Linked DNA regions of Homo sapiens: region 2 is linked to region 1. The links are chromatin contacts, found by Hi-C or POLR2A ChIA-PET in ENCODE. All regions are on one chromosome and are shown on one strand. The core of a region is the stretch at or near the end of the contact, and the rest is flanking DNA. Distances in the headings are between cores, read along the strand shown.

The links. Hi-C counts contacts between places; a loop is a spot of excess contacts on that map. ChIA-PET counts read pairs that join two places held with the same protein, here RNA polymerase II (POLR2A). Pooled maps may share reads with other maps.
Region 2: a pooled map shows a loop between it and region 1 (2.0-fold over the local background). The contact joins the promoter of CHN1 here to the enhancer-like site in region 1. A Hi-C loop is called at or near these places in 1 of 50 pooled maps. POLR2A ChIA-PET finds 5 or more read pairs at or near these places in 4 of 52 experiments (H1, MCF 10A, activated CD4-positive, alpha-beta T cell and 1 more).

What each region holds. Positions count from the first base shown.
Region 1 is chr2:174,898,975-174,902,501 of GRCh38, reverse strand. All of the region lies in intron 5 of CHN1 (chimerin 1), which reads left to right. Among named protein-coding and RNA genes, the nearest start is that of CHN1, 100 kb to the left of the region's middle. Within about 2 kb of position 1,286, at least 4 of the 41 ENCODE cell types and tissues checked have a DNase peak (open chromatin) inside an H3K27ac peak, as active enhancers do.
Region 2 is chr2:175,003,137-175,006,984 of GRCh38, reverse strand. It overlaps CHN1 (chimerin 1), which reads left to right and starts at 1,604. Exons shown (of 13, transcript NM_001822.7): 1 at 1,604-2,091. The coding sequence starts at 2,073. RefSeq lists a silencer at 1,844-1,903 and an enhancer at 1,888-2,434.

The DNA.
Region 1 (3,527 bases), core at 37-2,536:
ACATGATGACAGTAACATTTAGTTCTGCAGTATTAGAAAATTAATATTGATGAAGGGGATAGCACAATTTATTTAAAATATAATATATTATCAGTGCTAAAAAGCTTTTTAAAAACATTGATATAATAATTCCAGTTTATGTGAGGTACCCTTGCTCAGGTGTTCTTTAATAAAACAAACCATAGAAAGTAATTGATGTGACACAGTAGGAAATGGCTAGTTTAACATAAGGCATCCCTTACTTGAAAAAATTGATGTGTTCCTGAAAATGTGTTGCAAATTGAACTGTATTGTAAAAGCACAAGAGGAGATAGCTGTTCAAAAAGATTAGCATTTTTTCCCTGACAAATATACAATACAAAAAATATTTTAAAATGTAGGAAAACACAAAGGCAAAAAGCACCCCAATTCTACTATCCAGAAATAATCACTGTTAAAACTGTGTTGTATGAAATTCTAGCATTTTCCCGAGTTATACAGAAATGACTTTATACAAGGTACACTATATTATGGTATGCTTTTTTTCAGTTAGCTGTGTATTATGAATATTTTCCATGTTGATAAATATATGAGAAGTTTGCTATTTGAATTAATTCTTCGTAAGGTTAAGTTTCACCTCCCCTTTTTAAAAATTCTGATTTTCACTTACATTTACTTATTTAAATGTAGGTCTATCAGTAACTTTGTTTTTATTACCACGTGTACTATATATAAAATGCAGAAAAGTAGGAAAAGGAAAATATTACCTATAATCTCATGGCCCTCAAAGACAAACATTATTTTTTGGCATTTATTAAATGTATTTTTGTTGTTCTCCCTGTTGCTTTGTTTTTAGAAAATTGCAATATCCTTCTAGGTGCTGGAGATACAAGGAAAAACAAAACAGTCAAGATCCCTGGCCTTATGGAGCTTAACAGTTTATTAGGTAGAGAGAGGATTAGACTTTAATGAATTGTCCCACAAATGCCAAGCTAAAAACTGAGGCAAATGCTGTGGAAGGAAAGCAAGGGAGATACGAGTGCATAAAGGAGGATCTGATCTAAACCCAGAGTCTCACTCTAAATCTAAATTGCAATCAGGGAAGGCTTTTCTGAGAAAGGAAAGTCTGATTTGAGAACTGAAGCGTTGTGAGAGTGATCTAAGGAAAGAGAGTGAGTGAGAGGGCAAAGAGAAAGAACCTAGAAGCCCGACCAGCATGTCCATGCAAGGGCTGCAGTGCACATCTCTGAACTGAAAGAAGAGGGTGGCCGGGAGCACAGTGAGTTGGAGAGGGAAGAAGTGAGGCTGCACATCTGCTTCTTGTAGGCCCGGTTAAGAATTTTGCTCTTTATTCTAAGAGCTGGGCTGTGACATAACCCAAGCTTGAATTTCCTTTTGGTTTCTGAAGAATAAACAGCTGAAGTAGATCAATAGTGGATGCACACAAGAAAGTTACTTGTTACCTTTTCTCTTAGTAACCTCTTCATGTCCATTGCCCTATATATTTTGTGTATAGTATTTATGCAACCATTTATTATATTTACCATGCAAGCTTTCTCTATTTTTGTTGGTCTTTGACATAATTTAATTTTTCCTGGTTACACTTCAGTGAATCTTTTTCTAAGTGAAAATTTTATTTTATAAAATTTATTCCATTTTTCTTTGCCCTAGATAGCACACCTCCACAAGATATTTGATAGTTACTTTTTTTTTTTTTGAGATGGAGTTTCGCTCTTTTTGCCCAGGCTGGGGTGCAATGGCGCAATCTCAGCTCACTGCAACCTCTGCTTCCTGGGTTCAAGCGATTCTCCTGCCTCACCCTCCCGTGTAGCTGGGCATACAGGCACCTGTCACCACGCCCGGCTAATTTTGTATTTTTAGTAGAGACGCAGTTTCACCATGTTGGCCAGGTTGGTCTCGAACTCCTGACCTCAGGTGATCCACCCGCCTTGGCCTCCCAAAGTACTGGGATTACAGGCGTGAGCCACTGCGCCTGGCCTTGATGGTTACGTTTTAAAAATTTTTATGAGACAGGGTCTTGCTCTGTTGTCTAGCCTGGAGTATGATCATAGCTCACTGTAGCCTGGAACTCCTCAGCTGAAGTGATCCTCCTGCCTCAGCCTCCCAAGTAGCTAGGCCTACAGGCACATATCACCGCACCTGGCTAATTTTTTCATTTTTATGTAGAGACAGGGTGCCACCAGGCTGGTCTTGAACTCCTAGCCTTCTCCTGAACTCCTGGCCCGAGAAGCAATCCTCCCTTCTCCGGGTCCCAGAGTGCTGTGATTGTAGTTGTGAGTCACTGCCCCTGGCCTTGGTAGTTACATTTACTTTCTTCTAGATTTCATGGTGTGTTAACATGTAACTTGTTTATCCACCAATAATTTATTTTGATATTCGATAAATATTTTCCCAACTGTATTGTATTTAATACTTTCTTCAAAATATTAATAGGTACACAGAAGTAAAGTAGAATATATTTGGGGATTGTTGCATACTGTATCCCTGTCCTGGTGATATTTCTAAAGACTCTGAGAAGTTCTGCAGTGAAACAAAATGAACATACATATACACATAAAAACTGACAGTTTGTTATTTCCCTAACTTTTTTGAAAACAGATAACACTAATGCCTCACAGAATACCATATGGTATAATTCTTAAGATTTGTTTGCTAATGGCTAAGCAGTGGTTCCAATTCAATCTGGGTGACCTTTCCACCCCTCTTCCCAATTTTGGGGAATTATTCTTAACATCTTATTGATGTCAACTCTACTTTGGAATTTGACAAGCTCCTCAAAATTGAGGTTACATTTATTTTTCCTGTCCTTAATTTTAGTCAAAAAGACATGGCTAAGCACATAGATCAGGTGTTGGCAAACTTTTTCTGTAAAGGATCCTATAGTAAATATTTTAGGCATTGCAGGCCAATTGAGAATATTATGTTATATAGATGCTTGTGTAGCCATTTAAAAGGTAACCACTGAAAAATTTAAAACCAATGTTTAGCTTGTTGGTGATACAATAATAGGCAGTGGCCTAGATTTGGCTCTAGAGCTAAAGTTTGGCAACCCCTGTCTGTTACTGCTACCATCTTTGGCAAATCTTTGACCTCTTTACACAATCTAGAGTTGACATATATACTGAGTCACAGACACAGGGACAAGAAGATATTCACAGGATGTAAGTGTTTTTATTTTCACTTTGCTTTTGTTGTTCACATGTAATTGCTACTATTTTTATTGCTGATTTTTAAACTTACCTATACTGTGACTCTTTCTAATTCATATGTATCGTGTCTGTCTTCTCCTGAGTGCCCTCCTTTTCAGTTACCAAAGTTTTTCTTAGACTAGGCTTCTTACAGCACTTTTTCATTCAAAAAGAATCTACTGGTATAAATGTATATAAAAAAGGAACTGAGAAGGTAACAAGGCTGTGTGGGGGTCTAGGAACCAAAGGAGCCCGTCCTACTGACAGCCAAGGAGTTTTAAAGCTCTGTGACTCCCTCAGGATTTTCTTGGAATTTTCTAAGCAAGCCCAATCTCCATA
Region 2 (3,848 bases), core at 355-2,854, 100 kb before region 1:
GAAATTTGGTCCAAAAATGTTGAAGACCACTAGTTGAAACAGTAAATGGAGTCTTCGGTTTCTGATTTATTTGGCTGCAGAGCAGATTAGCAGCAATCTTTATATGGTTATAAAATCTATCCCACAAAGCTTTCTTGAGTTTCTCATTTATTTTCATGAGCTGTGTGTTTGTAATTTTTTATGAGCAGAAAGGTTGTTCAAAATCAAGAGTCCATTTTCATGAAAGATTTTAAATTCTGGGGATTTTAAAGATGTATTTTGATTAGTGGCTAAAGAGAGCCATTTTACATCACAAAATTCCAAACATATAGCATCTTAAACACTTGCCCATTCATGTTGAATCATTTTAATATTTCTTTCTTCCTGAGTTAACTGACTTGAAACAAAAGGCTTGGCTCCTCCTTCCAACCTGCTTTTCTTCTGATGCTTAAGTCTGCTTTGAAATAATGATGGTGAATTAACTGTGGTTCCATTGGAAGTACTGTAGTAATCTCCCACTTTATCAGGATTCGATCTCTAAGATACATTAAATACAAGATATTTCTATAATATTCTTAAAGAATTATTTGAAAATGGGAGAGAAGACACTAGGGAACCTGAGGAACTAAGAGGAAAGACGCCTGTAGAAAGAAAGGAGAACCAAAGAGAAGATCTACATGATCAGATACCAAAATAGTATCAAATCCCTAAGCAGAGAAACAAGAAAAAAGAAGGAATTTCTTAAACAGGGAACACATATAGCAACTAGAGAAGAATGACTTTTTGAATACATTAAACGACAACGACGAAAAACATATAACCCAGCTTTTCAAGAACATCTTTTGGCTGACAATCTCAAGGCGTTGTATGGCTCCTCATGGCAGAGACAGAGGTGAGGAGACAACATCACAGAAAGGAGGACGTTGCCAGTGATTATCAGATAAATACAAGAAGCTCAGGGGAACAATCTTTTGTGGCAAATAAGTGCCAGTCAGTGACACATGCTGATTTTTTTTTCCTTGAGACAATATCAAAGAGGTATAATGTAAAGGGAAGAAAATCAGGTGTAAGCATTGGTCTTTTAACAAATTATCTTAGGTAATCTCAGATGCTTTTTAAGCGACTCCTTTTCCTAATGTGTGTCAATTTCATCAGAACTACTAGCAGCTCCTAAGTCCAAACGGAGAGGAATGCAGCTTTCAGTGCCTCTGTTCCTACCAGAGCCCTGCAGCTTCAGGTCACCGGCTCCAGCCACAGTGAGCCTGGAGGGCGCCAGGAGAAGAAATATGTTCTCACACGCACCAGGTCCCCAGATGACCCTGCCTGGGCGCTGCGTTCACTCAGCATCCTCCTGTGACTCTTCCTCTTTCGAGTAACAGCGTTTTTCTCCTCTCTGCGCCTCCTCAAATTCCATTCAAGAAAAAACCTGGGCTTTCAGCTAAAACGCACACCGGCCCCGCTCCATCCCGCTCCGGGCGGCCGCCTCCAGGGGGGCGCTGGTGGCTCCTCGCAGCCGCGGGAATGAGGGCGCACCCTCTTACCCCCGCGCGCGCCCGTTGCCATGGGAACGCACTCGACCGGGAAGCCCGAGGGAGAGGCGGGAGGCAGCGGCGCGGCCGAGCTCGTGGGAGACGCTATCGCAAGATGGCGTCTGCGAGGCCGCGGGATGCGGAGTGAGCGCGCCCCGCCGGGGGCTGTGCGAGGCTGCTGCTGCTCTCCCCGTCGCCGCCGCCGCCGCCGCCAGTGCGGCGCCGCCTCTCCGCCAGCCACTGCGCCGCGGCCAAGCCTCCTGCCTCGCAGGTACCTCCTCCCGCGCGCACGCTCCGCGCCTGATGGCAGCGACAAGTGCCGGCTCGCGGAGAGCTAGCGGGGCTCCCTGGGCCCGGTGCGCCCGACAATAACGCGTGAATAACTTTTTCTTGCAGCGGTCCCCCGCGTCCCGGCCTGCAGCCTCCCCGGGCGCCGGCGCCCCCAGCACGCCCCATCGGGCACCCCACTCTCTCCGAGGTGTGGGTGCGGCGGGCTGATGAGGTGATCCCTAGCCCGCCTGGGAGGAGCGCCTGGACTCGCGGGCGGCGGCGAGCGCCTTTACAATGGCCCTGACCCTGTTTGGTAAGTGCAGCCGTCTCCCCGCGCCGCCGCAGGTGGGCCGCGTCCCGGGGCTCGGGGGCGGGGGCCTGGGGGGCCTGGGCGCCCGGGGAGGGGGCGCGGCGCGTGGGGTCGGGGCGGGCCGGGGCCGCAGAGTTGGGGCGCCCGGGGCGCCGGCTTGCTCCCTCGCGCCTCTCCCATTGTTTCCTCTCCCGGCAGGGCCGATGGGCGTGTGCTCCCCTGGCCAATTCTCGGCTGGGAGGCTCAGAGGTCCTGGGTGTTTTGCAAACGCACAAAGATTCTCTAAGATGCCAACTTGGGAGTGAAGTTAACTGGTTGTTTTCAAACCTGCCTTTCCCGTCGGTAAATAAATCCTTGGAAAGTTTATTTATTTTGAACGAGGTATCTGTGAGTCCCCAGCCTCCTTGGAATTGCCAAATGCATGTGTTGCTTCCTGTTGGACTATTGGGGAATTTTTTTTTTGGACTCAGTATATTCCGTTGGAAATAAGTATGATTTGTGAACTGAATATGGGTTAAAATTGAAAATGTTTGCACTAACGAATGAGAGCAGACAGAATAAAGTTGGTTACCAGAAGATAACTGTAATCTCAGGAGACTGAGTATTCATTAAGAATGAAATGTTATTTTTGTGGTGTAATTACTGCAGCACTGTTGCTTTTGGTGGTTAAGACTTCAAGCTGTTTTTTTCTCAGTCTGCAATGACAATGGGTTGGGAAAAAGGACTGAAAAGATACATTCTTTCCTTTTACAAAACGACTATGGTACATACGTACCTGACTTTAAGAAAACTCAATATGTGAACATTAGACGTTCAAAGTATTCAGCTTTTTTGAAGAAGCAAAGTACAATGATATGTAATTGATAGCTACGAGAACAGCCTAAGTAAGTTATTCACAATATCAAGTTTCCAGTTCAGTTTTAATTATGTCATTTGATCAAACACGTTAGAGGTGTTACATACCTCAAATGCTTTTTGAGGTAAATACTTCCCAGTGAATTAAGCTGCTAGAATCAAAGTGTTACTTTTATTTAACTATCTTATTTTATAAATTAAACTTAGACCCAGAGAGGTTGTTTCCCAAAGTCACATGGCTCTTTTGTGGCAAAACTGAGCCTAGAATTCACTTCACCAGGCTTCAGTCTGGGACTGTGTTTACTGTGCCCAAGTGCATTACTAGAAGTGCCATTTCTTACTTGGTGATGATCCTCCATAGGTACTTTAAAAAAGTGTCTTCTTTTTCTGAAAAATAATAAAATTCTCGCTGTTTCTCAGTACCTTGTATCTAAGCATTATTTAATAGCAGCATTTTCCTTAAATGTGGACCTTTTTGGTACAAACATTTTCTTTCCTAAAGAGATATTTGGCATTTTCAAGGTGTGGTTTCAGAAGTAAGGTTTACAAGTCAACTTTTCAAATACTCGCATTCCTGACGAATAAAAAAGATAAATTGGGGTGAAAAATGCTCTTTTAAAAGGATTTCTAAATTCTAAATCTTTAACCACTGTGGTGAAGATGAGGAAGGGAAAAGCATGGAATGTGGCCTATAGAAGAAAGTATAAGAAATCACTCCCAGCCTTCAAAATGAATAATGTATCTTTAAAATTTTAAAGTCTACTTATGGGAAAATAGAATTCACTTCCCAAAATCCAGTTTGTTACAGTGTGAACGTTTCTGTGTTATAAAACAAAGCACTCTTGAGTGCAGAGGCTATTTGTTAAGTAGTGATAGAGCAGCAGCTGTTTTTAAAAGTGGTTGTA